Linked DNA regions of Mus musculus: region 1 is linked to region 2. A link is a loop called in an ENCODE intact Hi-C map of the cell type or tissue named here. Cell type or tissue: left cerebral cortex. All regions are shown on one strand. Each heading gives the region's core, and the rest is flanking DNA. Links, peaks and the distances in the headings are about the cores only.

Region 1 (15,913 bases), core at 6,799-11,798, 60 kb after region 2:
CCCCTCCGTACTCTTTTACTCTCCTCCCCGACAGGATCAGCGAATCTTCTCTCGGTTATTGAGCTTTACGACGATAAGGACCTGGGCTCTTAGGGCGAGGGGCCTCCCTTAATGCCCTAGAGAATGTGCGTTTCGGAGGCTTAAGATTAGCTTTATAGATCAAACTCTGAGTAAGTTTTCTCTGGTAGTGTTGAGTGATCTTTCAGGCGTGAAGGTTGCCAATGAGGCTTATTCTGGTCTTGGACCTATGTCTGAAAGTAAGGATTTCCAGCATAGAAGGATGCAACGTGTGTGTGTGTGTGTGTGTGTGTGTGTGTGTGTGTGTGGGCTGGGGATGAAGTTAGAGGTAGGATGCTTGCCTTACATGCATAAAACTCTGGGTTCCTAACTTATTAAAGAGATGTGCTGAAACACCTGTCAGTGGAAGCAGCAAGATCACAACACACGATCACCCTGAGATACACAGCAGGCTGGAATTCACCTTCCAGTACCTATGGAAATGCTGCCTGTTTGGTCCAAACGCAGCCTAACTTTGTTTAGGCCCACTTTCATTCATTCATCTCTTCAGGGAAGAGTCACAGAGTGTCTACAATGCCACATAATGCTGGATAGTGGAGAAACCAGTTATGGATTCTGTTTTCTCACTGACTTGATAGCTCTGGAAGACAAGGATACTAGAAGAGTGATATTCAATGCTATAAGATTGACTTTTGAAAATTTTTCCTTGTGTGTCTGTGTGTGGGTATGTGAATGTAAGTGCAGGTGGCCAGTTCCAGGCCAGTCTGGCTTTGAACTCACAGAGATCCACCTGCCTCTTCCTAGGCTGGGAAGAGGCCTGCACTATCACATGAAGTCTGAGGTAACAGAAGCTTAAGAGATTAAGGTATCGCTTAGTCAAGGTAGCATACTGTTCAGTGTGGAGTTTGAGCTGAGCTACTGTAATGAATTTCTTATCTTCTGCTAAAAGTCCTAGGCATTCGGTGTGAAATACCATGCTCATGATTGAACTTGGGGTGCGTGAAATGGTAGTCGAGCAAATGTCACTACTGTTAACTACCACTGAAGTGATCAGGGCTTGGTTTTTATGCTTCTAGGATGGAACAGACGTGGAACTTGTAAAATGTTGCCCTGTAAGAAGAGAAGACTTTCAGTGACCGAGTCTTCTCAGCAGCAAGATGACCAGGAGGGTGATGACTTGGACCTAGAGGCAGCTGTGAAGCCAGACACGGACCAGCTCCCAGACAGCGCGTCAGAGTCCCTGTCCTGGGGTCAGAGTCAGGACAGTGCAGTGTGCCCTGAAGGGCTCTCCATGCAGGATGGAGACGATCAGCTCAGGGCAGAGGGGCTGTCTTTGAACTCGAAGATGCTGGCCCAGCATGTGAACTTAGCAGTCTTGGAAGCCGTTGATGTAGCTGTCTCTCAGGAAATCCCCCTTCCCTCCTTGGAGTCTTCTCATTCCCTTCCTGTACATGTGGATAAAGGGAGACTCCAGGTCTCTGCCTCAAAGAAAGGGAAGAGAGTTGTCTTTACACCTGGGCAGGTTACCAGAGAAGACCGAGGGGATCACCCTGTCCCAGAGGAGCCTCCTTCAGGAGAGCCTGCTGAAGAAGCCAAGACGGAAGGAGGTAAGGATGAAAGGTCTGGCTTGCCTTTTCCTTTCCTGTTTAGGTTGAACATCTCTGGTCTGAGGATCTAAATTCCAAAACGGTCTACACTTTTCTTTTGGAGTGCTAACAGGATGCTGCAAGTTTAAAATCCCATATCTGACCTTGTGGGGAACTATGTCCAAACTGCAAGGTGTCAGAAAAATATTTTATAGGACTGTCGTCAAACTGCACAAGCGCTGTACGAGAGGTTAATGAATTACAGGTTTAAGCTTAGATCCCATCTCTAATAAATCTCACGAATACACATGTTTTTATTGGACCCAAGCACCTGTAATGCACAGACAGGTAACCTGTGTGTCACTTAGTTGTGTTGTTTTGATGTTTTTTTGAGACGGGTTCTCTGTGTAGCTCTGGCTGTGTTAGAACTCTCTATGGACCAGCCTGGCCCTGTACTCACAGAGTTCTGCCTGCCTGCGCCTCCTGAATCCTGGGACTAAAGGCGTGGGCCACTATCACCTGGCTCGTCTTCTCTTTCTGTGTTGCCTTTCCGGTGAAATGTATCTGTAAAGGGAAATTGCTGTGGTTTGGGCTTGGAATTGTGAACCTTACAAGTGGGTTGAGAATTTCTTTTCCTCTCCAATTCTCTATATTCTCTTTGACCTATCCCCTCCCCATTAAAAAAAATGTATTTATATGGGTATTTCACTTGCATGTGTATATGTGCACTATGTGTGTACCTGGTGACTGTGGAGCCAGAGCAGAGTGTCAGAACCCCTGGCTCTGACATTACAAGTGGTTATGAGCCACCATGTATGGTGCTGGGAACCAAACCTGGGTTCTCTGCAAGAGCAATGATTGTTGTCAAGTTTTGAGTTGTCTCTCTAGCCTTTTCTTCCCCTTTTACTTTTAGACTTTATCCTGTATATCTGGGGAGGTGAACTGTGCACTTCATTAGTCTTGTATTCATGAAGTGGGTCTCATGGGATGAGGGCAGTAGTTTAAAGGAAGACTTTGAACATTGAGAAAGGGTTTCCAGAGATGGAGAACGCTTTGGACTGAGGGCACTGAAGGTTGCAGTTTGACAGAATGGAGCCTTGGACACCTGGAGTAGGAACAACTTGAATCGGTGGTGATGTAGTAGCTTGGAAGAAGTAGGGAAAGGTGACTTGTGAATGGCAGGTTAGGTTTCAGTTGTAGAAGAATTTCAACTTCCATACTTAGACATTGTAGTTTTTCCAGTAGGTAAACAGAGATAGCACTATTTCTAGCTTCTGTTTGTTTGCTCAGAGGTACATGGATCTATGGACGTGTACATACTAGACATGGGCTCTGAGTCATGTCCTCAGCCTCTTGTTGTTTTTATCCTCTTTTTTTTAAATTTTCTTTTGGGTTTTAGAGATAAGGTCTCCCACTGTAGCTCAGGTTAGTCTGGAACTCCCTTCGTAGTCCTGCCTGTTCCTCAACAAATGACTCTTGCCTCTCTACCTTCTGAGTGCAAAAATTATGGTTTAATTGCATATCGTGCTACCATGCCTGAAGATGAGTTTTAATTTTTTAATATTTTCCAAAATGTACATACATAAATTTTGGTTTCCTATATGTGAATTTGTAGCCAGAGTACGCACTATGTCAGAAGCCAAGGGCTGGGCCGTGTGAGTCGTGGGACCCCTGTAGGGACTCATGCTTTACATTTTCGTGGCTCTGGATTTGAACTTCAGTGGTGTATGTGATCACTCATAATCCTAAGTATTCAAGATAATTAAAATTTAGGGTATACTATTTTTATTTTTCTCTGTTTTTAAATTATGTTTTAATTTATTCTGTTTGTGCATATGTGTGTAGTGCGGTGTGTGTGTGTGTGTTCTGTTGTTCTAATGTGGGGATCAGAGGACAACTTTGGGGGTCAACCTCTCTTCTTCATCGTGTGGGTTCTTGGTGTCCAACTCCAGTAGTATGTCTTGGTGACAGGAGCTATCTCAGCTCTCCCCTTTAAATAACAGAGCAACTACACAGTGAGACCCCGTCTTAAAGCCAAACCATGTAAGGATGGTCTTGAACTTTTGATCCTCTCATATGCTGAGGTATATATGTAGGCTTGTACCTCTGAGCTGGCACAGTCCCTCCACCCCTCCGTCTGCACTAGAGAAGGGGATGGCACCATATCCCCCAGAACTGGGTCATAGAAGCTGTGAGGTGCCATATAGGAATGTCACCAGTTTCTGTCTCTCTGGGCTTTGCTGGAGCTGGCTCTCTCTTTTTCTGAGATACAGTTTCACTATAGAGCTCTCTCTCTTTTTTTTTTTTTTTTTTAAAGATTTATTTATTTATCATATGTAAGTACACTGTAGCTGTCTTCAGATGCTCCAGAAGACGGAGTCAGATCTCGTTACAGATGGTTGTGAGCCACCATGTGGTTGCTGGGATTTGAACTCTGGACCTCTTGAAGAGCAGTTGGGTGCTCTTACCCACTGAGCCATCTCACCAGCCCCCTAGAGCTCTCCTTCTAGAACTTCCTGTGTGGACCAAGTTGAACTCAGACTCAGATCTCTAGCCTCTGCCTCCTGAGATCTGGGATTAAAGAGCCCTGCTATTGTGCCCAACCCTGTTTTCAAGTAATTTTTGTGACTGAGTATCACTCTAGCCCAGACTGGCCTCCAGCCTTAGCCCCCAAGTGTAGAAATTCAAGTGTAAGCTACCACACTTCACTCAACATTTTGTTTTACTAGATAGGAAAACATCATATTGATTGTAGAAAGATTGAAGGAATACAGAAAAGTTACATAATCTTTGAAAGTATCAGCATTTCACTACGGTTGTTACATTGTTAAAATATCCTTATAGACTCTGAAGTCATCTTTGTCTTTTTCCTTCCTCAGTGTTGTCAAAGCAGTCCCAGCATTCCTGGGTTCCAGGGAATGTCCCACCTCAGGCCTCCTAGAGTAGCCAGAGTTGCAAGTGGTAAGGAGCTCGCCCATCTGGGTGCTGCTCAAAACTGAGATCAAAACACAGGTCTGTTAGAACAGCAGAAATTGCTGTCAATCACTTTCTTGCCAATCACTTTGTTTGTTTGCTAAGTAGTTCTGGGGTTTGAATTCAGAGCTTCCTTTGTGTATGGTGAGCAAACACTCTAACTCCACCTACCTCTCAGGTGGTGCCCAAAGAGAAAGAATTAGGAAGACTTGAGGAGAAAGGGAGAGGAGGCAGAGAAGGGCTTGTCTCCAGCCATCTGTTTATGGCAATGTTGAGGCTCTGGCCTAGGGGCTGAGTGTGCTGTCCTAGCTCTGACCTAGGGACAGCCCCAGCTCTGCATTGCTCCTCCTCTTTCAGTAGCTCCAATTTTTGGTTTTGCTTTTATTTAAATTTTAATTGCCTTTTCAAAAGATGTATTTTTCTTTCCTTTCTTTTCCTTTCCTTTCCTTTCCTTTCCTTTCCTTTCCTATCCTTTCCTTCCCTTTCTCTCTTTCTTTCTTTCTCTCTTCTCTCCTTCTCTCCTCTCCTTCTCTCTCTCTCTCTCTTTCTTTCTTTCTTTCTTTCTTTCTATTTTTTATTTTTTTATTTTTTTGAGACAGCGTTTCTCTTTGTAGCCCTGGCTGTCCTGGAACTCACTCTGTACACTAGGCTGGCCTCAAACTCAGAAATCTGCCTGCCTCTGCCTCCCGAGTGCTGGGGTCAAAGGTGTGTGCCACCACGCCCAGCATATTTTATTTTCTATGTCTGAGTGTTTTGTATGGTTGTCTGTGTACACACGTTCATGCCTGGTGCTAATAGAGATCAGAAGAGGGTGTCAGATCCCCTAAAACTGGACCACTATGTGAACTGAACTGTGCTTTTAACTGCTAAGCCATGTTCTCTTTAGTTAAATAAATATTTATTTATCTTATGTATATGGTGTTTTGTCTGCATGTATGTCTGCACCACATGTGTGCTTGGTACCCATGGAAAACAGTAGAGCCCTGGAACTGGACTTTCAGATAGTTGTGAGCTTCCCTGTGGGTGCTGGGAATCAAACCAAGGTCCTCTGGAAAAGCAGCTGGTGCTAAGCATCTCTCCAGCTCCTGACTAGGATATTACAAAGAAAGGCAAGTATGGAGGTCTTCAGAGACTTCCTGGAGGAGAGTTAAGTTAGATAGCAATGTAACTTAGTGAGATGAAGAAAATTGCAAAGAAACTTTCTATAACATGAAAAGGATTTTGTGATGTAGAGGAAGGAAGCGCCAGGGAAGGATGGAAATTAGTGTAAATAAACCAGTTTAAAAAGAATGATCAGGACTGGTGAGATGGCTCAGTGGTTATGAGTACATCCTGCTTACAGAGGACTGAAGTTCAATTCCCAACACTTAACTTTGAGTTGCTTACAAGCACCTGGAAGTGCAGCTGTAGGGCGGTTCCAGTACCTCTGGGTCTGATGTAGTTGAGTGGAGTGCATGCCTAGCGTTGATGAAGTTCTGGGTTCATCCTCAACATGACATAGACTGGGTTTGGTGGAGAACAACTGTAAAGTCAGCACTTAGCAGGCAGGGCGGGCATCAGGAGTTCCAGTGCATCCTTGGCTGAATGTTGGGTTTGAGGCCAGCTGAACATGAGACGCTGCCTTATCAGACTGAATTAAACTTGTAGGATAATTTGGAGTAGTTCCAGATGTTTCAGGTGCCATAAGTCCCAGTGGAGGAAGCTCTGCTGTCAACCTGGCCTTATGGACTTGGAAGGGCAATGTTTACATGGATTTAAAGGTTCTGGCATATATGTTTAAAAGATTGTAAGCTGGGCATGGTGGTATTTGCCTGTACTCCTGCCACTTGCGGGACGGGATTCAAGGTTGTTTTGGGCCACATAGTGATTTTGAGGTCAGCCTGGGTTACATAAGACCTGTTTTTGGGAAAAAAATAAAGAGAGCTGGGGCATGTTGGCACACTCCTTTAATCCTGGCACTTGGGAGGTGTGAGTTCAAAGCCAGTCTAGACTACATGGTGCATTCCAGGATAGGCAGGGCTATATAGAGAGACCCTATCTCAAAAAACAGAAAAGCCAACACAAAGAAAGAAAGAAAGCAGTACAAATGTGCTAGCACATACCTGTAGTTTCAGTAAATGGGAGGCTGAGACAGGAGAATTACTGGTTTTTTGAGACAGGGTTACTCTGCCCTGGCTGTCTTGGAACTCACTTTGTAGACCAAGCTGGCCTCGAACTCAGAAATCCACCTGCCTCTGCCTCCCGAGTGCTGGGATAAAAGGCGTGTGGCACCCCACCTGGCTAGGAGAATTACTGTTATTGACTGCTTGAAGTAGCCTTGAGCTCACTGTGTAGTCCAGCTCGACACAACTGACCAAACTTCTCTCCTTTTACTGTATGGGTTCTGGAGATCAAACTCAGGTGATCTGGCTTGGCTGCAATCCACTTGGACCTGCTGAGCCATTTCTCTAGTCCCTGATAAATTTACTACAGTTTCACTGCAGTCCTTGTTACTGCAGTTACTACTCCTGTTAAGCAAAGTCTGGAGCTTCTGTAGGTAGCCTGGGCTCTAAAAGGGAGGCAGAATGGAAAGTGTTAAGGATTAAGCTGTTCTTTAAAATACAGGCTTTTTTTCTTTTTTGGTGGGGTAATCTCTAATTTAGGGGTATTATGTACTAGTTGAAACTAAAGATATCAATATGGGGGCTGGAGAGATGGCTCAGCAGTTAAGGGCACTGACTGCTCTTCCAAAGTTCCTGAGTTCAATTCCCAGCAACTACATGGTGGCTCACAACCATCTGTAATGGGATCTGATGCCTTCTTCTGGTATGTCTGAAAACAGGTACAGTGTACTTATATATAATTATAAATAAATCTTTAAAAGCAAAACAAAAAGATATCAACATGATGATAATTCAAAAAAGTAAATGATTTATTTATTATGTTTTGCTCTCTCCTTTGAGATAAGGTCTAATACTGTAGATACTTCTCGATGGGCATGGGGAATTTGTTTCAATTGAGAAAAGTGACAAATAGTTTGGTTTCCTTCTTAAGACACTGTCTTATGAGCCCAGGCTAGCCTTGAACTTGCTAACCTAGGCTAGCTTTGAACTTGAGCAGCTCCTGCCTTTTCCTTCCTAGTGCTGGGCTTACAAGCATGAACCCTACTCCCAGTTCATGTGGTTGCTGGTGTCCACTCCAGGATCTTATGCATGTTAGTTAAGAACTCCACCAACTAAGCTACATCTCCAATGCCACTTGGACCCCTTTTGAAATGAGAACGTTTAATTGAAGACTGTGCAAACAGATAAGAAAATTTCAGAAATACAGAAAGTACCCAGGTGTGGTGGCATGTATCTGTAATGTTGGCCTTTGGGAAGTTGAGTCAGGAGACTGCAAGCTCCTACACTTTCTCTCTAGTCACAACTGCACTTGACTGGTCTAAAAAATAAATTATCTTTGAGGGCTGGACCTATGCCCCTCCACACCTAGCAGATGTGCAGCTAGCTGGGTCTTCATGTGGTTCTGAGCACCCCAAAGCTGTTGCCTGTCTGTGGAATCTGTTCCCTCACTTGGCTGTCTTGTCTGGCCTCAGTGGAGGAGGAAGCACCTAGCCCTTTACAGACTTGATGTGCCAGGGTCAGGGCTGCTCCACACTCTGGGAGAAGGGGAGGGGAAATGGCGAGAGAGACTATGGAAGTGGGGGGACTGGGAAGTGGCACATTGATGGTAAATCAATGTAAATTCTTTTAAGAATGGGGGTCTTACTGTTTAGCTTTGCTGCCTGGAGCTCACTTTGTAGACCAAAAAACTATAGTCCTTGACAGCTGCCTTTCCCCTCTGAGTGTTGGAATAAAGGGATGGCAGACTCTGGGGTGTTTGTGTGTATGTGTGTGCGAGTGCACAAGAGAATGTGGAGACCAAGGACAGCTTGATGGGCAGGTTCTAAGTCCGCCCTGTGCCCTTGCCTGCTCCCACTCTCCATCTTTGTAGTCCAGACTGTCCTGGATCTCAGGTTACCTTCTGCCTTCCCAATGCTGGGGCTAAAGGCATGGGCCACCTAGCCTGCTTAAGTCTTTATTTCCTTTTTTTCTTTTCTTTCTTTCTTTCTTTTTTTTTTTTTTTTTTTTGAGACAGGGTTTCTCTGTGTAGCCCTGGCTGTCCTGGAACTCACTCCATAGACCAGGCTGACCTCGAACTCAGAAATCTGCCTGCCTCTGCCTTCCAAGTGCTGGGATCAAGGGCGTGCACCACCACTGCCTGGCTGCTTACAGTGTTTCTATGACAACGCGATTATTTCTGTTTTCTTTCTCCTGGAATTCCATATGAAGATCAGACTGGCTTCCAACTTCCAGTGTTCCCCTGAATTTGGCCTCCCAAGTGATGGGATCAGTCGTTCCATAGACTACCTGCCCTGACAACCTGATTGTTTACATTTTCTTTTGATAGTAAAAATGTAATGGTTCCCTGTATATTTATTCATTTACTCTGTAAAAATAAATTAGAGTCAGGAATGTTTGTTTTGCTTTTATTTATTTATTTATTTATTTATTTATTTATTTATTTATTTTTTGAGGCCTAGCCTTGCTATGTAGCCCAAGGTTTAAACTCACTATCCTGCCTCAGCCTCCACAGTGCTAGGGTTACAGATGTCTGCCAGTATGCCTCTGACATTTATTTTTTTCTTTTTTTTAAAGATGTATTTATTTATTACATGTAAGTACACCGTAGCCGTCTTCAGACATTCCAGAAGAGGGTGTCAGATCTCATTACCGATGGTTGTGAGCCACCATGTGGTTGCTGGGATTTGAACTCAGGACCTTCGGAAGAGCAATCTTAACCGCTGAGCCATCTCTCCAGCCCCATTTTTTTCTTTTTACAAATTAAAAAAGAAGATTATGTATGTCTTTATTCTGGATTCCTATTGCTGTGAAAAGGCACCATGACCAAGTCAGTTCTTAAAGTATTTAATTGGGGGGTTGCTTACAGTTAGTTCACAGTTAAAGGGTTAGTTCATTATGGTGGGGTGTGTGGCAGCCTGGTTTGTTAGCTGTATCTGAGAACTATATACATTCTGATCCACAGGCAGCAGGCAGAGAGCCACTGGGCCTGGCATGGGCTTTTATGAAACCTCAGAGCCCACTCCAGTGACACTCTGCCTCCAAGAATTCCACACCCACTCCCACAAGGCCTAATCCTTGGAAACTTTCTCAGCCGGTTCACCCATTAGGGACTAAGAATGCAAACAAGTGAGTCTGTGGGGTTCATTCTCATTCACAGCACTGTGTTTGCCTTTGCACCTGCTACAGGCCTTGTGCCTGTAGAGGGCAGGAGAGATCAGCTGGAACTGGAGTTACAGGTGCTTAGGAGCTGCAATGTGGGTGCTGGGAATTGAACTTGGGAGCTTTACAATAACAGCCGGTGTTCTTAACCTCTGAATTACCTCTCCAGCTCCTCCTTTGGACATTTTATATCATTTATAGTTGGTGAAATGTAGTGTTAATGGTCAGCTCTAACTGTCCCTTTGTCCTCTTATACCCTCTACCCTGTATTCTGATTTTTGTTTTCTTGATGCTGTGAACTGAGCCCAGGGGTGTCATATGTACTAGGCTGACACTCTGCCGTTGAACTAAATCTTCACCCCGTGGTCTGATTTTCTTAGGAAAACACAGAGTTCCAAGCTTATTTGAATAGGAAGTGTCATAGCAATTAGGCATGATTCATTGTGTGAAGTCGGGATGAATAATTTGGATCTGAGTTTTCATTTCATTCTTTGTTTTGGGAGCCCATCTTGACGAGAAGGGAAAGCCTGTGTGCCTAATATGCCTCATGAAGGTGTCTGTCATAAAGGTCTCAGGAAAAGATGCTACTTTTGCAGTAGCATATGAATAATCATGGGCAGAAAGAGTGTGGAGCAATGTTTGCGATTCTTCTAGGAGAACTTGAGCTGCGTTCCGATGGGGAGGTTCCTTTGCTGTCATCCAGCAGTCAATCTGCAAAACCAGGTGCCCAGCCTCGGAAGTCAGTCCAGCCAGATGGTTCTGCCTTTCCTCAAGACAAGCCACTCGGACCTCTGGTTCGCCAAGCTGAGGAAGAGATGGAGGATGGTGGACTCTTTATCCCAACCGGTAGGCTTTTTCTTTTTAATTAAAACAGAACAAAACAAAACAAAACAAAACAAAATTTTATCGGTACCAAAGCAAGAGACTATGGAAGTGTAGAGTATGTAATAGTAACTGTCATGTATATAATGTAAATATATAATGTAAATAATGACCTCAGATAGCTGGGATTTTCTGTCAGGATAGTGGCAGCATCTGGAGTTCGCTACTGAGAGTCAACCTTGTCTTCCCTTTCAGTTGCTAGTTACACCTTGGTAGTAATAAATCCTGACTTCTAGTGGCATGTGTCACTCAACCTGTTTGCCTTCATAAAATGAATGGGGTCAGATGTGTTCCTTTTTGGTGGTGGTTTTCCACTCAGCGTTTAATGGCTTTAATTCCCAGCAACCACATGGTGGCTCACAACCATCCATAATGAGATCTGATGCCCTCTCCTGGTGTGTCTGAAGACAGGGACAGTGTATTCACGTACATGAAATAATTAGATAAATCTTTAAAAAAAAAGTTTCATTCAGATTGATTTTTTTTTTCCCGTTTAGAGTAGAATATTTTTCTCCATTAGTGGATTAATATTTATTAAAATATCAAGGTGGATATTTACTGCTTCATTTAAACCGAAGAACTTTAAAATATCTTTTTTGATTTATTTTATCTTTTGTGCAATGAGGATTTTATCTGCATGTATATATGTGCACTGCATGCTTGCTAGTGCCTGTGTGCTACTGTGTGGGCCCTGAACCCCATCCTCTGTGTGAACAGCAAGTTCTCTGAACTGCAGAGCATTTTTTCTCCTGCTGCACCTTGCAATATTTTTTGAGCATTGCTTTCCAGGAACAGATTTTTCCATTTCAGGTACTTATGGAAATGACATATGATGCCAAATGTTCATATGAGAGTCTGGACACACAGTTAGCCCCTGCCTCCATGCCTTAGCCCAACAATATTGCCTTTTTCACAAGTAAGTTTTCTCAAGATCTCTGTCTGATTTTTATTGAGAAATAGGATTAGTAGCAGACTACCCCGTGATGCAGGCATTTAAATGGTTTTATTTGTCCATCAGTGCTGAGCATTTAAGGGGTAAAATTTCCAAGATGAATCTTGTGTTTTCCTAGCTGTGTTCCACTTTCCAGAGTCCGGCCATCCTTCTGTCTGGGTGTTCCTAGTATCTGCAGCTGAGACTGTGACAGTCTGTTCTGAGCTACTTTATGTAAGAGGCAAAGTTATGTTCCTTGTTTATTGTTGGTTTGCATGTGAAGGTTTCACTGTTGGGAAATTGTTCACTACAGGTAGTTACTTGGCCTGTTTGTATCCTTTAGGGACTTGTTTCTAGTCTCTCTTATGTTGTGCCTAAGCTTTCACAAGTACTTCTCAGTGTTGTCTCAATGAGACAGTTTGTGTTTTGTAGACTAGAAAGTCTAGAACTCACTGTATACCTAGGCTAGAGTTTTGAACTCTCAGTAATCCTCCTGTTTCGTCCTTCTAAGTTCTATATTACAGGTGCAAGCTACCTATACACACAGTCTGGCTTTTTTTCTTAACTATTTTTTATTTTGGTATGTGTTTGTGTGTGTGTGTTGTATGTGTGTGAAAAATTAAACCTCCTGAGATGACTCAGAGAGTACACTGCTTGCTGCCAAGCCTGATGATCTAAGTTGGATCCATGCATCCCACTGGTGGCAGGAGAGTCCGGATTTCTACAGATTGTCCTCTGACACTGGGCTGTGGCACCCCTTCCATAAATACGTAAATGTAAATGACAAAAAAATAATTGAAACACCACTTTTATAATGAAATGTATTATTTCTACCACAAATGATTTCTTTCATAGGATGTACCAGTGAGTCTTCCAATCCTGATTTTCTTTGGAGCAAGAATTTTTAATACTATAAATTCAGTTTCTTAAAACATTTTTTTTTTCCTAAAAGGTTTTAATGTATAATTAAAAAACAGATTTTGGGCCGGGTGTGGTGGCACATGCCTTTAATCCCAGCACTTGGGAGTCAGAGACAGGCGGATTTCTGAGTTCGAGGCCAGCTTGGTCTACAAAGTGAGTTCCAGGACAGCCAGGGATACACAGAGAAACCCTGTCTCAAAAAAATCGAAACAAACAAACAAATAAAACCCCAAAAAACCCCCACAGATTTCATTTACACAGGGGATTTTCAATAATAAGACACATATATAATAAATAAATCAAATTAAAAACATATATCAGGGGCTGGTGAGATGGCTCAGTGGGTAAGAGCACCGGACTGCTCTCCCGAAGGTCTGGAGTTCAAATCCCCGCAACCCCGCAACCACATGGTGGCTCACAACCATCTGTAACAAGATCTGACGCCCTCTTCTGGAGTGTCTGAAGACAGCTACAGTGTACTTACATATAATAAATAAATAAATCTTTTTAAAAAAACCAAAAAAACAAAAACATATATCAGAATGCTTCATGGGTTTTTTTTTTTCTTTTTGAGACAGGGACTAATGGAGCCCAGGCTAGCCTCCAACTCTCTGTGTAGTTGAAACTGGCTTTTGGCACTCATTGTCCTTCTTTGAACATTTTATTTATTGTGTGTGTGCGCAGTGCTTGTGTGGCAGTGTCCCCGTGGAGATCAGAGGACAGCTTGTAGGTTACATCACAGCCCCTGCTCCCTCACCTCTGCCTCTCGTCAGGCAATGCAGACTAACAAGTGTCAGCTTGCTCTGGGTTGTCCATTTCCCTTTCCCCTTCTTTGTGGTGTCTGTATTCTGAGAAAGGTTGTCATGGAACTCTGACTGGACTGGTATTCGGGTTGTAGCCAAGGATATTTATGACCCTTGTGTGTCACCACTTCTCACAGTCTGTGCTTCTGGGGTAATAAGGAAGTGCTTGGTGTGTGCTAGGCAAACTACCATCTGTGACATATCCTAGCCCAGTCCTGCTCTTCTCCCGAGGATTAAAGGCATGTGCCACTGCCACCCAGCCTTATAGAGTTTCTTAAATCTGTGATTTGGTGTCTGACTGTCTTGCTTCTGCCTCTTTTTTTTTTTCGAGACAGGGTTTCTCTGTGTAGCCCTGGCTGTCCTGGAACTCACTTTGTAGACCAAGTTGGCCCTAACTCAGAAGTCTGCCTGCCTCTGCCTCCCGTGCTGGGATTAAAGGTGTGCGCGACCACGCCTGGCTGCTGCCTCTTAAACTGTGGGAATTACAGGTTTATGTCATTCACTGAACCCAGGGAAAGCACCATTGTGCCTATATATATTTTTTTTGGTTTTTCGAAACAGGGTTTCTCTGTGTAGCCCTGGCTGTCCTGTAACTCACTCTGTAGACCAGGCTGGCCTTGAACTCAGAAATCCGCCTGCCTCTGCCTCCCAAGTGCTGGGATTAAATACGTGTGCCACCACGCCCTGCTGTGCCTAATTTTTATGTGCATGCTGAGGATTGAACTCATGTTTGTATGGTAAGCACTTTACCCATTAAGTAAACCCCAGCTTTCATAAGGGGGTTCTTTTAAGATTTATTTATTTTTATTTTATGTATATGAGTGTGCCTGGTGCCTGTAGAAGCCAGAAGAGTATGTCTGGTCCTGTGGAACTGGAGTTAAAATAGTAATGGGCTACTGTGTGGGTGCTGGGAGCTGAACCTGGCTTCTGTGACAGAACAGCTAGTGTTCCGAACCCACTCTCCAGCATCCAGTGTGCTTTGTCTTAAACATAGAAGATTATGTTAATCTTTTTTTGTTGTTGTTTTTTGTTTTTTGGAGACAGGGTTTCTCTGTGTAGCCCTGGCTGTCCTGGAGCTCACTCTGTAGACCAGGCTGCCCTCGAACTCAGAAATCCACCTGCCTCTGCCTCCAGAGTGCTGGAATTAAAGGAGTGCGCCACCACGCCCGGCTCAGATTATGTTAATCTTAGTCTTTGGTAACTCCATGTTTTTCAAATAGCAGCAAACTAGAGATACCAGAGAGGGATTTGCCTTGTTGATATGTCTGTGATAATCTCTTCTAATTTGTCAGAATCCTACAGCCAAGTTTTCCCATTTGTCAGATTATATGTGCTGCTTTTCTGTAGAGCAGGGATACTTTACCTCCCTCTCTCTTGTGTAAGTTCAGAGGATATGTTTAAGTTATTGTTCCTTGTTTCCTTTTTATAGCACAAATGGTGTGATAATGAAACATTATTGTTGTTGTTTTTGTTGTTATTTTGAGACAGGGTTTCTCTGTGTAGCCCTGGCTGTCCTGGAGCTCACTCTGTAGACAAGACTGGTCTTGAACTTGCAGAGATCCATCTGTCTCTGCCTTTTGAGTGCTGGGACTGAAGGCATGCTAAATTACACTCAGCTGCTAAATTATAGTTGTGTAGTATATTTCATTGGCTTTAAAATACTTGGATAAGTTTTGTTTCCTTTAATTTGCGTCAAATTCTTAATGCATGGTTAGCCATATTTTACAAAAGAAAATATTGGAGACTCCATTACCATGGTATGTGAAATTGAGACCCAAGCCTAGGTTTTCTGACTTTATCTGATCTGTATGGATCAGATAAACAGTTTTACTGCAGGGTCTAGAATTAGAATGTTTGGCTTCAGTATATGATTGATATCTAGTGTAGTATCATTTACCTAAAATCTAGCACTTTGGAAGATCAGAAGTTGCAGAAGTTGAAGGCTAGCCTGGGCTAAATATCAAGGATCCTGTGTCAGAAACAAAACAAAACAAAAAACCATTATAGCACCTTTGTGTATGTGTTCTTTAAAAAAAATTTTTTTGGAGGGTGGGCCTGGTGTGGTGGCATGCGCCTTTAATCTCAGCTCTTGGGAGGCAGAGGCAGGTGGATTTCTGAGTTTCAGGAAAGCCTAGTGAGTTCCAGGACAGCCAGGGCTACACAGAGAAGCCCTGTCTCACAAAAACCAAAAAAAAAAAATTTTTTTTTACTCTTAGTTCATTATATATATACATGTGTGTGTGTGTGTGTGTGTGTGTGTGTGTGTGTGTGTGTGTGTGTGTGCATGTGATGTGGGTGCCCTTGGAGACCAAAGCTGTCACTTTGGTTACAGGCAGTTGTGTGCCACCTGATAGGGGTGCTGAGATTCAAACCTCAGTTTGAGCAGTACATTCTCTTAATCAGTGAGCCAGCTCTCCGGCCCTTTTATTTTTGTATTTGTTTTTGAGATAGGATCTCACCTCTGCTGGCCTATATCTCAACTTGAAGCACTTCTCTTGTTTCAGCCTTTAAGGTTATGGGAGATTATAGATATAAGCT
Region 2 (15,913 bases), core at 4,352-9,351:
ACAACTTGAATCGGTGGTGATGTAGTAGCTTGGAAGAAGTAGGGAAAGGTGACTTGTGAATGGCAGGTTAGGTCTCAGTTGTAGAAGAATTTTAATTTGCATACAAATTAAAAAATACAAAAGATGTATTTTTCTTTCCTTTCCTTTCCTTTCCTTTCCTTTCCTTTCCTTTCCTTTCCTTTCTCTCTTTCTCTCTTTCTCTCTTTCTCTCTTTCTCTCTTTCTCTTTCTCACTTTCTTCTCTCCTTTCCTCTCCTCTCTCTCTCCCTCTCTCTCTTTCTTTCCTTCTTTCTTTCTTTCTTTCTTTCTTTCTTTCTTTCTATTTTTTATTTTTTCATTTTTTTTGAGACAGCGTTTCTCTGTGTAGCCCTGGCTGTCCTGGAACTCACTCTGTACACTAGGCTGGCCTCAAACTCAGAAATCTGCCTGCCTCCTCCTCCCTAGTGCTGGTGTCAAAGGTGTGTGCCACCTCGCCGGGCATATTTTATTTTCTATGTCTGAGTGTTTTGTATGGTTGTCTGTGTACACACGTTCATGCCTGGTGCTAATAGAGATCAGAAGAGGATGTCAGATCCCCTAAAACTGGACCACTATGTGAACTGAACTGTGCTTTTAACTGCTAAGCCATGTTCTCTTTAGTTAAATAAATATTTATCTTATGTGTATGTTGTTTTGTCTGCATGTATGTCTGTACCACATGTGTGCTTGGTACCCATGGAAAACAGTAGAGCCCTGGAACTGGACTTTCAGATAGTTGTGAGCTTCCCTGTGGGTGCTGGGAATCAAATCAGGGTCCTCTGAAAAAAGCAGCTGGTGCTAAGCGTCTCTCCAGCTCCTGACTAGGATATTACAAAGAAAGGCAAGTATGGAGGTCTTCAGAGACTTCCTGGAGGAGAGTTAAGTTAGATAGCAATGTAACTTAGTGAGATGAAGAAAATTGCAAAGAAACTTTCTATAACATGAAAAGGATTTTGTGATTCAGAGGAAGGCAGAGCCAGGGAAGGTTGGAAATTAGTGTATATAACCCAGTTTAAAAAGAATAATCAGGACTGGTGAGATGGCTCAGTGGTTATGAGTACATCCTGCTTACAGAGGACTGAAGTTCAATTCCCAACACTTAACTTTGAGTTGCTTACAAGCACCTGGAAGTGCAGCTGTAGGGCGGTTCCAGTACCTCTGGATCTGATGTAGTTGAGTGGAGTGCATGCCTAGTGTTGATGAAGTTCTGGGTTCATCCTCAACATGACATAGACTGGGTTTGGTGGAGAACAACTGTAAAGTCAGCACTTAGCAGGCAGGGCGGGCATCAGGAGTTCCAGTGCATCCTTGGCTGAATGTTGGGTTTGAGGCCAGCTGAACATGAGACGCTGCCTTATCAGACTGAATTAAACTTGTAGGATAATTTGGAGTAGTTCCAGATGTTTCAGGTGCCATAAGTCCCAGTGGAGGAAGCTCTGCTGTCAACCTGGCCTTATGGACTTGGAAGGGCAATGTTTACATGGATTTAAAGGTTCTGGCATATATGTTTAAAAGATTGTAAGCTGGGCATGGTGGTATTTGCCTGTACTCCTGCCACTTGCGGGACGGGATTCAAGGTTGTTTTGGGCCACATAGTGATTTTGAGGTCAGCCTGGGTTACATGAGACCTGTTTTTGGGAAAAAAATAAAGAGAGCTGGGGCATGTTGGCACACTCCTTTAATCCTGGCACTTGGGAGGTGTGAGTTCAAAGCCAGTCTAGACTACATGGTGCATTCCAGGATAGGCAGGGCTATATAGAGAGACCCTATCTCAAAAAACAGAAAAGCCAACACAAAGAAAGAAAGAAAGCAGTACAAATGTGCTAGCACATACCTGTAGTTTCAGTAAATGGGAGGCTGAGACAGGAGAATTACTGGTTTTTTGAGACAGGGTTACTCTGCCCTGGCTGTCCTGGAACTCACTTTGTAGACCAGGCTGGCCTCGAACTCAGAAATCCACCTGCCTCTGCCTCCCGAGTGCTGGGATAAAAGGCGTGTGGCACCCCACCTGGCTAGGAGAATTACTGTTATTGACTGCTTGAAGTAGCCTTGAGCTCACTGTGTAGTCCAGGCTCGACACAACTGACCAAACTTCTCTCCTTTTACTGTATGGGTTCTGGAGATCAAACTCAGGTGATCTGGCTTGGCTGCAATCCACTTGGACCTGCTGAGCCATTTCTCTAGTCCCTGATAAATTTACTACAGTTTCACTGCAGTCCTTGTTACTGCAGTTACTACTCCTGTTAAGCAAAGTCTGGAGCTTCTGTAGGTAGCCTGGGCTCTAAAAGGGAGGCAGAATGGAAAGTGTTAAGGATTAAGCTGTTCTTTAAAATACAGGCTTTTTTTCTTTTTTGGTGGGGTAATCTCTAATTTAGGGGTATTATGTACTAGTTGAAACTAAAGATATCAATATGGGGGCTGGAGAGATGGCTCAGCAGTTAAGGGCACTGACTGCTCTTCCAAAGTTCCTGAGTTCAATTCCCAGCAACTACATGGTGACTCACAACCATCTGTAATGGGATCTGATGCCTTCTTCTGGTATGTCTGAAAACAGGTACAGTGTACTTATATATAATAATAAATAAATCTTTAAAAGCAAAACAAAAAGATATCAATATAATGATAATTCAAAAAAAGTAAATGATTTATTTATTATGTTTTGCTCTCTCCTTTGAGATAAGGTGTAATACTGTAGATACTTCTCGATGGGCATGGGGAATTTGTTTCAATTGAGAAAAGTGACAAATAGTTTGGTTTCCTTCTTAAGACACTGTCTTATGAGCCCAGGCTAGCCTTGAACTTGCTAACCTAGGCTAGCTTTGAACTTGAGCGGCTCCTGCCTTTTCCTTCCTAGTGCTGGGCTTACAGGCATGAACCCTACTCCCAGTTCATGTGGTTGCTGGTGTCCACTCCAGGATCTTATGCATGTTAGTTAAGAACTCCACCAACTAAGCTACATCTCCAATGCCACTTGGACCCCTTTTGAAATGAGAACGTTTAATTGAAGACTGTGCAAACAGATAAGAAAATTTCAGAAATACAGAAAGTACCCAGGTGTGGTGGCATGTATCTGTAATGTTGGCCTTTGGGAAGTTGAGTCAGGAGACTGCAAGCTCCTACACTTTCTCTCTAGTCACAACTGCACTTGACTGGTCTAAAAAATAAATTATCTTTGAGGGCTGGACCTATGCCCCTCCACACCTAGCAGATGTGCAGCTAGCTGGGTCTTCATGTGGTTCTGAGCACCCCAAAGCTGTTGCCTGTCTGTGGAATCTGTTCCCTCACTTGGCTGTCTTGTCTGGCCTCAGTGGAGGAGGAAGCACCTAGCCCTTTACAGACTTGATGTGCCAGGGTCAGGGCTGCTCCACACTCTGGGAGAAGGGGAGGGGAAATGGCGAGAGAGACTATGGAAGTGGGGGGACTGGGAAGTGGCACATTGATGGTAAATCAATGTAAATTCTTTTAAGAATGGGGGTCTTACTGTTTAGCTTTGCTGCCTGGAGCTCACTTTGTAGACCAAAAAACTATAGTCCTTGACAGCTGCCTTTCCCCTCTGAGTGTTGGAATAAAGGGATGGCAGACTCTGGGGTGTTTGTGTGTATGTGTGTGCGAGTGCACAAGAGAATGTGGAGACCAAGGACAGCTTGATGGGCAGGTTCTAAGTCCGCCCTGTGCCCTTGCCTGCTCCCACTCTCCATCTTTGTAGTCCAGACTGTCCTGGATCTCAGGTTACCTTCTGCCTTCCCAATGCTGGGGCTAAAGGCATGGGCCACCTAGCCTGCTTAAGTCTTTATTTCCTTTTTTTCTTTTCTTTTCTTTTCTTTTCTTTTCTTTTCTTTTCTTTTCTTTTCTTTTCTTTTTTTTTTTTTTTTTTTTTTTTTGAGACAGGGTTTCTCTGTGTAGCCCTGGCTGTCCTGGAACTCACTCCATAGACCAGGCTGACCTCGAACTCAGAAATCTGCCTGCCTCTGCCTCCCAAGTGCTGGGATCAAGGGCGTGCACCACCACTGCCTGGCTGCTTACAGTGTTTCTATGACAACGCGATTATTTCTGTTTTCTTTCTCCTGGAATTCCATATGAAGATCAGACTGGCCTCCAACTTCCAGTGTTCCCCTGAATTTGGCCTCCCAAGTGATGGGATCAGTCGTTCCATAGACTACCTGCCCTGACAACCTGATTGTTTACATTTTCTTTTGATAGTAAAAATGTAATGGTTCCCTGTATATTTATTCATTTACTCTGTAAAAATAAATTAGAGTCAGGAATGTTTGTTTTGCTTTTATTTATTTATTTATTTATTTATTTATTTATTTTTTGAGGCCTAGCCTTGCTATGCAGCCCAAGGTTTAAACTCACTATCCTGCCTCAGCCTCCACAGTGCTAGGGTTACAGATGTCTGCCAGTATGCCTCTGACATTTATTTTTTTCTTTTTTTTTAAAGATGTATTTATTTATTACATGTAAGTACACCGTAGCTGTCTTCAGACATTCCAGAAGAGGGTGTCAGATCTCATTACCGATGGTTGTGAGCCACCATGTGGTTGCTGGGATTTGAACTCAGGACCTTCGGAAGAGCAATCTTAACCGCTGAGCCATCTCTCCAGCCCCATTTTTTTCTTTTTACAAATTAAAAAAGAAGATTATGTATGTCTTTATTCTGGATTCCTATTGCTGTGAAAAGGCACCATGACCAAGTCAGTTCTTAAAGTATTTAATTGGGGGGGTTGCTTACAGTTAGTTCACAGTTAAAGGGTTAGTTCATTATGGTGGGGTGTGTGGCAGCCTGGTTTGTTAGCTGTATCTGAGAACTATATACATTCTGATCCACAGGCAGCAGGCAGAGAGCCACTGGGCCTGGCATGGGCTTTTATGAAACCTCAGAGCCCACTCCAGTGACACTCTGCCTCCAAGAATTCCACACCCACTCCCACAAGGCCTAATCCTTGGAAACTTTCTCAGCCGGTTCACCCATTAGGGACTAAGAATGCAAACAAGTGAGTCTGTGGGGTTCATTCTCATTCACAGCACTGTGTTTGCCTTTGCACCTGCTGCAGGCCTTGTGCCTGTAGAGGGCAGGAGAGATCAGCTGGAACTGGAGTTACAGGTGCTTAGGAGCTGCAATGTGGGTGCTGGGAATTGAACTTGGGAGCTTTACAATAACAGCCGGTGTTCTTAACCTCTGAATTACCTCTCCAGCCCCTCCTTTGGACATTTTATATCATTTATAGTTGGTGAAATGTAGTGTTAATGGTCAGCTCTAACTGTCCCTTTGTCCTCTTATACCCTCTACCCTGTATTCTGATTTTTGTTTTCTTGATGCTGTGAACTGAGCCCAGGGGTGTCATATGTACTAGGCTGACACTCTGCCGTTGAACTAAATCTTCACCCCGTGGTCTGATTTTCTTAGGAAAACACAGAGTTCCAAGCTTATTTGAATAGGAAGTGTCATAGCAATTAGGCATGATTCATTGTGTGAACTCGGGATGAATAATTTGGATCTGAGTTTTCATTTCATTCTTTGTTTTGGGAGCCCATCTTGACGAGAAGGGAAAGCCTGTGTGCCTAATATGCCTCATGAAGGTGTCTGTCATAAAGGTCTCAGGAAAAGATGCTACTTTTGCAGTAGCATATGAATAATCATGGGCAGAAAGAGTGTGGAGCAATGTTTGCGATTCTTCTAGGAGAACTTGAGCTGCGTTCCGATGGGGAGGTTCCTTTGCTGTCATCCAGCAGTCAATCTGCAAAACCAGGTGCCCAGCCTCGGAAGTCAGTCCAGCCAGATGGTTCTGCCTTTCCTCAAGACAAGCCACTCGGACCTCTGGTTCGCCAAGCTGAGGAAGAGATGGAGGATGGTGGACTCTTTATCCCAACCGGTAGGCTTTTTCTTTTTAATTAAAACAGAACAAAACAAAACAAAACAAAACAAAATTTTATCGGTACCAAAGCAAGAGACTATGGAAGTGTAGAGTATGTAATAGTAACTGTCATGTATATAATGTAAATATATAATGTAAATAATGACCTCAGATAGCTGGGATTTTCTGTCAGGATAGTGGCAGCATCTGGAGTTCGCTACTGAGAGTCAACCTTGTCTTCCCTTTCAGTTGCTAGTTACACCTTGGTAGTAATAAATCCTGACTTCTAGTGGCATGTGTCACTCAACCTGTTTGCCTTCATAAAATGAATGGGGTCAGATGTGTTCCTTTTTGGTGGTGGTTTTCCACTCAGCGGTATATGTATAAGAGTTCATTTGTACTGTCAACAGTCGTAGATTTAATTTTTATTGCTGTGTAATGTTTTGTTGTTTGAATCCTTTTTGTTTTGTGAATTAAACACAGAACTTTTGCATGCTTGCTTTAAAGCAGTTTCTCAGCCTTCTCCACCCCCAGGCATCTTAGCAGCATTTTCATTCTTTCTTGGTTGGTAAGTAGGAGTGTTTGCAAGTCATGGTGAGTGGGTGCTGACCTTCATAAGAAATAGTCAGAGTGGCCAGGCATGGTGCTGCGCACCCGGAACTCTAACACATGAGGGTTGGGGGAAGGAGGATCAAGAGTGACAGTGCCTCAGAAAGGGAGGAAGGAAAGAAGTGAGCGGTCGTGAAGCTGCATTGGAGCTTTAGCCTGTGTTTCTAAGTGAGCAATGACAGGGAGTGTATTTCCACAATTACTTCCTTTGCTTGTTCATTGGTGTGTTGTTTATTGTTAAGCTGAAAGAGTTTGTTTTTTTTTGTTTTTGAAGTATGGTTTCACTTGGGGAGCCAAGATGCCCGCAGATTTGGTATACTTTTTTTTTTTTTTTGGTTTTCTGAGACACGGTTTCTCTGTGTAGCCCTGGCTGTCCTGGAACTCACTTGGTAGACCAGGCTGGCCTCAAACTCAGAAATCAGCCTGCCTCTGCCTCCTGAGTGCTGGGACTAAAGGTGTGCGCCACTAAGCCCGTCTAGATATTTTTTAAAAATAACATATAATCCGTACATTTTCTTTCCTTTTGTCTTTTTGAGACAAGGTTTCACTATGTAGTCCTGGTGGCCTGGAACCCCTTATGCTAACAGGCTGGCCTCTGTCTCTGCTTCCCATGGGCTGGAGTTAAAGGCATGGCTTGCCGTTTCTGGCTGTTTTCTCCTTTTCTTCCTCCTCCTCCTCTTCTTCCTCCTCTTCCTTCTCTTCTTCCTTCTCCTCCTCCTCTTCTTCCTCTTTCTCGTCTTCTTTTTCCTCTTCCTCCTCTTCCTCCTCGTCTTCTTCCTCCTCTTTCTGATTATTCTTCTTCCTTTTTTTTTTTTGGATTAGACCACAGTAAGGAATATTTTGTCTTCCTGGTGATTTCCCCCCTTCCTGGTGATTTCCCCCCTGCTAGTGAGCGTCTTAGCCCCCTCTTAGGTACTCAGGAGAAGCATTAGCAGATGCTGAGACTCTTCTGTCCTCGTGATGGTTCTGTGTATGACTCTCGGCTTCTGTCATGCCTGTACTGAATACTGTCGGGTTGGTTATATGTTTGGCCTGCATGCCTTTTTTGTCATGTATGACATAACTCTCCATAACTAGCATCTTGTGTGTGTATATGTGGAGTTGGAGTCAGACCCAGCGTTTTGTATTTGCTAGGGAAATGCTGTCCATACTCAGCCCCAGATGTCACAACTTTAGGGTGTGAGTGGGCACAGCAAGACATCCTGAACACAGCCACTCCTGTCAAAGGAAAGGATAGTTTTAATTGGGAAAAGAAAGACGAAACACCCTTGCTGGGATACCTTTAAGGATTGCAGAGGGCAGTGCACAGCCCCAGTAGCTTATTGGATTTTATAGGAGCATATGGGAGGGTGGGAAGCACAGCTCAGCCTCTAGAAGAGCCTGGGGCTCTGTCAGACTGGAGGTGCAGGCAGCCCTGGCAGAGTGCTCAGTGCTGACTAAGGGCTTCCGAGAAACACTTCAGGTTTCTGTTTCCTAGCAACACTGAGCTCAGGTTTGTTCCACACTGTTGCCATCAGCGCTGCCATTTTGGGAGCTGCTTTGAGGACCTAACACAGAGTCCTGCCCTAAGGTCTGGGAAGTGCCTCGTTCCTCCTCTCACTATGTCACTGCACAGATAACCTTTCCATAAAATGTTGGTTTGGGGCCAGAAGAGAGCTCGGTGAGTAAAGTGACTTGTTTTAGTCCTGACGCCCAGAGTACCATCTCCAGAGCATGCTTGTGCTGGTTGTCCACTGGTCTTCACACGTGTGTGCTATGCCATGCTGGCACCCCCACACAGGCATGTACACCCACAATAAATAAAATGTGAAAAGAAGAAATTGAAACGTTATTTTTGTGAGACACTACACAAATGTGACTCCCAGTGTGAGTCATACGGGTAAACTCTCCTTCCTGTCTTGCTGCTTGCTGAGAGTGAGTGCTGTGTGGAGGAGAGAAGGGAGCCAGGCTCAGAGGAGAAGGGAGGTGCAACAAGTCAGGAGTGGAAAGGGAGCCGTCCTGACACGTGTCTGTCATCCTAGCACTTGGGAGGTTAAGTAGGAAAATCATGACCTTGACCCTCGCCCCAGAGGCACACTTCCTCCAACGAGGGCTACATAGCAACTGGTCCGGCTTTCATAACTTAGTGTGATCTTATCTCAAAGAAAAGAAAGAAAGACACAGGTCAACAAGATGGCCCAGTGTGTAAAGGTGACTGCTGCCAAGCCCAGCGACCAGAGTTCCATCCCTAGGATCCATGTGCTGGTAGAAGAGAAACATCTCCTACAAGTTGTTCTATGAGCCCCACATGCAAGGTGTCTTAATTTTTGTTAAATTGCTGTGAAGAGGCACCATGAAGCACTTAATTAAGCTCTTGTTTACAGTGTAGATTGTCAGTGACCATCCTCTCAGAGTGTGATAGTAGGCAGACAGGCATGGCACTGGAGCAGTAAGTAGCTAAGAGTTTATTATTATCTGAAAGTGGGAGGGAGGGAGAGAATGGGCCTGAGGTGAGGATTTGAAACTTTAAAGTCCATCCCTCCAGTGACACACTTCCTCCAAGGAAGCCACAGTTCCTAATCTTTCTCCAAAATAGTTGCACCAACTGGGAACCAAGCATTCAAATATATGAGGCTATGAGGGGCTTCTTCATCCAAAATACCATACACACCAAGGCTTCTGGACTACATATACATAAATAAGTGCAATAGCATAAAAACAGGATTATATAGGTTTTGCTGAAAGATTCTATAATTATTTTTATAGGTACATGTTCGGAGTTGGGGTCTGGGCATGGTGGTACAATTGTGTATGACCATAATCCCTGAATTTTGGAAGAAAAAGAAGGGCCGTCTGGTCTACATAGTAAGGCTAAGTTCATCTAGGGCTACCCAGTGAGATCCTATCTCAAAAAACCAAAGTGAGAAAGAACAACACACACACACACACCAAGCACCTGAAATTCCTCTATATGTAAACAAAGCATTCCCAGCACCTCAGCCCCAGCCAATAAACCACCCACTCTGAAAACCCCTGCTCTCTCCCAAAGGCTTATATGGCCCTTATTACCCCCAGAAAGAGCTGCAACACTGAAACTTGGAGAAGGCTATTTCTCTCAGGCTCTCAAGCCAACTGCAGATCTTGTGAAGCCGCCCAGCCCCCACCCAGACCTGATAAACTTCATTCCTTTCATTCCAGCCCAGTGTGACCTTCTGTGAGAAAACCAGGTCAGAGTTGGGAATAATCCTCTAAACCATTTCCCCCTAGATGAGGCAGATGATGATGATGATCCAGAGTATAACTTCTTGGAAGATCTTGATGAACCAGACACCGAGGATTTCCGTACTGACCGAGCAGTGAGAATCACTAGTATGTTTGTCTCTTATTGCCTTTTCCATTTGTCTTTGTTTAGTATTTAGATGATTTAGACGTTTGTGACTAATTGAAATTAAGACAATTAAGTCTCCTTGTTCATTTCTGTAGTTGTTTAAATTAGGTGTATATGCAGAAAGCTGCTATTTGCTTGTACACTGTATGGCCCTATGTTTGTCATTTTCTACTTGGTAAGGGTCGTATTATACTTTGAATGCCAAAATGACTTTGGACATGGCCTTGTCTTGCAGTCAGTGAGCCTAGAAAGAGAAGAGCTTAGAAAGCAGTAGGTACTAGGTGGGTCACGTAGAGATTCCCAGTCTGTTGAAAGAGGTTGTCCTCTGGAAGGCTTAGGGACGTACTTAAGATGAGATGTTTTAGCTAGTGAAGCAGGGTTAAGACTTTTGTAGTGAACAGCAACAGGACAGAGAAGACCCACTGCAAGCAGAAGAGATTACCACATGGAGAGTCAGGCAGGGGTCAGCTTGCTTTATCAGATAGCTCTCCATGTGTATGTCTGTTCGTCTTGTTTGCTTTTGAGACAGAATCTCATTTATGTAGCCAGCCAGAGTTTGTTACTGACTAATGCAGCAGCCCAGTATGCTTGTGAATTATGAACAACTGTTTTACATCAACCTCCTGAGAACTGGGATTATACTTCCATTTTTATTATAAAACCAGTGAACATTTTCTTTGTCTTCCTGCTAGACTTTAAACCTGATGGAAATAGACTCCTTCCTATCTTGTTCTTTCACGTGTCTCAGGCATCTTGAGCAGGACTTGAGTTGCTGCATGGTGGATGGATAGAGCCTTGGTCAGATGCTTTGTAGAAACAGCATTTGTTATCTCCTTAGAGTTCTTTCTTACTACAAAATGGACCTAAGTTCTGCTAACAAACTCCTTTCCTTCTTTACAGAAAAAGAAGTGAATGGGCTGATGGAAGAGCTGTTTGAGACTGTGAGTAGTGATTTTGGAGTCAGTAGGTTAGTGGAATTCTGTAGTTAAGCTCTGTCCTTTGCTCTTTGAAATTGTCTTTTCAGCAGAATGATCTGCCCGGGTTAGGGCCACCTAGGAGTTGATTGGCCAGAAAATTCTGAGTAGTAGACTCTTGATCACCTACATGCTTTTTCCCACGGGCTACCTTTGCAGGTTATCATTAGGATGCTGATCACAGACTTTTTTTTTTTTTTTTATAAATTTTTCTCTTGATTTTAGGTAATTTTTCACTTGAAGCAGTAATTTGTTTAGCCCAGGAAAGTTTACTCTCCAAAGAGAGATTCGGCTGGGTGGTTGTAAAGGCAATTGGCAGGTAAATCTGTCTCTTTGAAGATTTTTTGGTTGTGTGCAGAAACTGGAGAGACGGCTCAGCATTTGAGAGCATCTGCTGCTTTTCCAGAGGACCTAGGTTCAGATGTTGGGTCATAGGTGCCTTAGCGGATAGAAGCTCACCAAGATGCTAAGCCTTCATTTCTCAAGGGAGCAGAGTGGTTTAGTCTTCTTGGAAAAGATTTGACAGCCAGGTAGCTTACTCCAGTTACTTTAGTCCAACATCATACAAGGTTAATTGGGGCTGGAAAAGGTTCCAAATAACAAAGTTATCTTGCCCTTGCCCTTGCCCTTCCCATGAGAACAGACGACCCACCCAGATCTTAGTCTCTTTGACCATGGCTACCCAGAAACAGAAGTAAGAACTCCAGGTTTGTCAGGACTGCCTTAGGAGCAAGGGCAGTGCAGTCGCATGTTCTTATGCAGCACCATGTGCAGGTTCTTTAGACAGAAACTTTTCTTGAAGGTTCAAACAGTCTCAGAACAGTTTCTCAGCTTCTTCTTATTGACCTGAACATAGTAAAGGCTTTGCTAAACATTTCTCTCAAAGCCAGGCACAAAGGCTTACTACTATCCATATCACTACATCTTCCCCTTTTCTGTTTTAAGTGGTAGGGATAACAATTCTGTTGAAGATTATGGAGTTGTATAGTAAAAATGCTCTTTTGCCTATCTAGTTGTCTGACAGTTTTATCCAAATAAATCAGCATACATTGCAAAGCCAGTAAAGTCATCACAGGAATTGTAAAAATCACAAAAGCAAGAAACATATCAAAATGATCCATGGGATTAAGTGAAGCTACACCATCTGTAAGATGTTCTGTAACATCCATCCCTGCTAGTTCAGGCAGCTTCTTTGAAAATGTTTCTATAATTTCTTGCTGCAAATCATAAATCATTTGATAAGAGAGTTAGGATGACCCAACAAATGCATTTTAACTTTTTCCCAATCATATTTGCCGTCCTTGAATCTTAAAGATGTAGCACAATAAGAAGTGACGACATTCCAGTCACATTTCATTTGTTCTCGCAGTAATTTGATTGATCTCCGATGAGTATTACCGCTTCTCTCGATTTGTCTATTGCACCAACCATTTTTCTGCCTGTCTTTGTTGAGTCCAAACTTTGTGAGAATGTGTATTCCAGTCTTTAGCAAATTCAGCAGTTTGAACTTCTTTATGAAGAGCAACTCTAGATGTGGTAGCAGTATCAATTAATGTGATGGTTCCCAGGACCTCAGCAGTTACCAGTCCCACCATCCGTTGAGATCTTCCCAATATTCTTTCAGCAAGGGTCTGTAGTAGCATTATCACGGGTGAGTCTTTTTTTTTTTTTTTTTTTTAATTTATTATATGTAAGTACACTGTAGCTGTCTTCAGACACTCCAGAAGAGGGAGTCAGATCTTGTTATGGATGGTTGTGAGCCACCATGTGGTTGCTGGGATTTGAACTCCGGACCTTTGGAAGAGCAGTCAGGTGCTCCTACCCACTGAGCCATCTCACCAGCCCCACGGGTGAGTCTTGATATGGTCCTGACAACCTCACTGGTATCCACTTTGAGTAGTGACATCTAAAAACATACTAGCATTGATACAGGCATAAGAGCACAGCATGTACAGGTAATGTTAGGATTACTAGGGTGCCATTGCATGGGTCCTTACATTAACAGATAAGGGAACGGCAAACAAGCCATAAAGGTGTGACTTTGATCTAAATTAAAGGACAAATGAAATCTGTCATCATTAAAGTTTAATTTTCTGTTTCTTGCTTCAAGTACTGAAAGGCACTTGGCAATTACTGCAAATTAGCCTGGATAGAATTACCAGATTGTAATAGAGGGCCTGACATTCCATCTCCATGCCATTCAATAGAGTATCTAGAATCAGAGGCAACTCCACAGTTGTACTTGAATTGGACAATTGCCATTTCAATTCTGCATAAGAGTATAGTCCTTAAGGGGACCCATAAGGGCTCCAAGCAATGACTTCTTTTCGGATGATATTAACTAGCACGTGAGGATTCCTACCTATATGTTGCTGTCAGTGTATCCAATCAGATTCTTTATTAGTAATCTGTAATTTGCAAGATGGTAGATTTATGGAAATAGTGGTATTAATCTTTCGTCCCTCAAATCCATGCTCAAAGAATAGGAACTTTTCTATAAGAATTCTGCGAAATACTATGAATAATTCTAGATAACCAAATTTGACAAGTTAAATTTAAACAATGAATTCCATTACCCATACAAGTAAAATTCCTTTAATTTCCACAGTATAATTTATAATTTCTTTGCCCTCCTCTGCAGGTTGAGCAGGTCCATGATGGTCATAAAGACCAGGTAGCGAAGAAGATTCATTGTATACCACAGAAATACCCATGTCTCCCCAATTTACTAATATGTTAATTGGTGGAGTAGAAATATAAGCCCCAATGAGTGTGATTTGTGACTGTTACATGTACGATTGCCACAGACAGCACGCTGAGCAACAGGTTGTAGTGTTCTGAGGCTTCCCAGATAGTCAACTGTCGTTTGCCCCCCGCCAGCCAGTTTCTTCATCTGTCCCCATGGAGAGTGATCAGCTGTCTGCTTCAAAATCTTTGGTTTTTTTTCCTTCTTAAAGCCATGCTGTCCACATCATCGGCCAAGCCTTCTTCTTTTGCTCATGTCAGATTTCAATTAGTTTTGCTGGAGCCCACAGGGTTTTTCCTCTTAGAGAAATGAAGGCATATCCTCTACCCCATCAGAATGCCTTCCCGGCTTTCCATTCTCATGTTAAGACTTCCTTTTTTTGTTTTGTTTTTAATTTTATTTTATTCCCTTCCTGATCTACTTTCTCACTGTTCCCCATCCCCTGTCTCCACATTATGTTCCCCTCCACCCCCCTCAACCCCACCTGACCTCTGAACTCCCTGGGGTTTCCAGTCTCTTGACTTACTTAGGTCAAGAGTTAGGTTAGGTGCATCTTCTCTGACTGAACCCAGACCCAGCAGCCCTCTGCTATATATGTGTTGGCCTCATACCAGCTGGTATACTGCCTGGTTGATGTTACAGTGTCTAAGAGATCTTGGGTGTCCAGGTTAATTGAGACTGCTGGTCCTCCTACAAGGCTGCCGTCCTCCTCAGCATCTTTTTTTTTTTTTTTAATTTTTTTTTATTTATTTATTGTGTGTTAAGTACACGGTAGCTGTCCTCAGAAGAGGGCATCAGATTTTGTTATGGATAGTTGTGAGCCACCATGTGGTTGCTGGGATTTGAACTTGGGACCTTCGGAAGAGCAGTTGGCACTCTTAACCACTGAGCCATCTCGCCAGTCCTCCTCAACATCTTTTAGCTTTTCCCTAATTCAGCCACAGGGGTCAGCAGCTTCTGTCCATTGGTTGGGAGCAAATCTCTGCATCTGACTCTTTCAGCTGCTTGTTGGGACTTTCAGAGGATAGTCCTGATAGGCCTCTTTTTGTGAGCACTCCTTAGCCTCCGTAATAGTGTCAGGCCTTGGGGCCTCCCCTTGAGCTGGGTCCCACTTTGGGCCTGTCGCTGGACCTTCTTTTCCTCAGGCTTCACTTCCATCCCTGCAGTTCTTCAGTCAGGAACAATTATGGGTCAGAGTTTAGACTGTGGGATGGCAACCCTATTTCTCACTTGATGCCCTGTCTTTCTGCTGGAGGTGTGCTCTACAAGTTCCCTCACCCCATGGTAGGATATTTCATCTAAGGTCCCTCCCTTTGAGTCCTGGGAGTTTCTCACCTTTCAAGGTCTCTGGTACATTCTTCAGGGTCCCCCCACCTCCTACCTCCTGAGGTTGCCTGTTTCCATAAGGCATTTTTTTCTGTTATCCCCTGCCTTTCAGTTGCTGTTGTTCCTGTTTTATTAGCTTTTAAAACTTTTAAAGTTGATAAGGCATTGTTCAATCTATCTTTGGGGGTTCTTATTGTTTCACCTTTTTGTTTTAAAAGCATCTCTTTTAATGTATGATTAGATCTTTCCACAATTGCTTGTCTTATAGGGTTATGAGGAATACCTCTAGTATGATTTTATGTAGTATCATGTAAAAAAAAATGGTTTCATTTTATTAGAAACATAAGCAGGTAGGTTATCAGTTTTAATTTGTGATAAGATCCCCCATAATAGCCATTGTTTGTAATAAATGTGTAATTGCAGAATCTGCCGATACAGACCTTAAGGCAGCTAACTATTGAGACCCTGAATAAGTATCAGTATGATGCATGCTTTAAGCCTTCCAAATTCTGTTAAATGAAATACATCCATTTGCCAAATTTCTTTTCTTTGTTTGCCTTTATGATTACTAACTGCAGGTAAAGAAATTTGATTCTGTAAGTAATAATTGGGACAAGTTTTAAGTATTTCTTAGCTTGCTACCATGTCACTGAAAACCTCTTCTTCAGACCTTTACTATTAACGTGATTTGTTTCATTGAACATTTGATGCTTCTAATATATATCCTATTGAGAGTTGATTTATTTCAATTGTGTAAGTGGTCGTAGCAATCCAGTATGAGAACAACTAGGAGTTAGATACAATGGGTACATCTGCCTCTAATTGCCTGTTGCAATTGCATAAATAACAAGGTTAATTGTGAGTTATCAGGAACAAGTTCAGCAGTTTCTACATGTAAAACAACTTCTGCATATTGAGAATTTAATTATATTCAGAGCTTTAGAAAAATCTAAGAGTACCTTAAAAATTGCATCTCATCCCAGTTTTTGAGCAGAAGAACAGGGACTTGAGCTACTTTA

What was found. Hi-C counts contacts between places; a loop is a spot of excess contacts. Peaks named below come from ENCODE experiments on the same cell type or tissue, not always from the same donor. Only the 100,000 strongest peaks of a DNase experiment are listed, where the experiment ranks them.
Region 1: a loop joins it to region 2, with 5 times the contacts of the local background. A loop is called at or near these places in 9 of 42 quality-filtered maps.

Annotation. Positions count from the first base shown.
Region 1 is chr3:88,835,896-88,851,808 of GRCm38, forward strand. It overlaps Gon4l (gon-4-like (C.elegans)), which reads left to right. Exons shown (of 33, transcript NM_001242372.1): 2 at 1,095-1,625; 3 at 10,493-10,684. The coding sequence starts at 1,121. Among named protein-coding and RNA genes, the nearest start is that of Gon4l, 8.6 kb to the left of the region's middle. In left cerebral cortex, for the core only: CTCF peaks have their summits at 9,878 (motif pointing right) and 11,110 (motif pointing left); no DNase peak of the experiment used is centred there.
Region 2 is chr3:88,778,610-88,794,522 of GRCm38, forward strand. It overlaps the pseudogene 5830417I10Rik. Among named protein-coding and RNA genes, the nearest start is that of Syt11, 14 kb to the left of the region's middle. In left cerebral cortex, for the core only: a CTCF peak has its summit at 5,075 (motif pointing right); DNase peaks (open chromatin) are centred at 6,496 and 7,690; H3K27ac peaks cover 951 bases.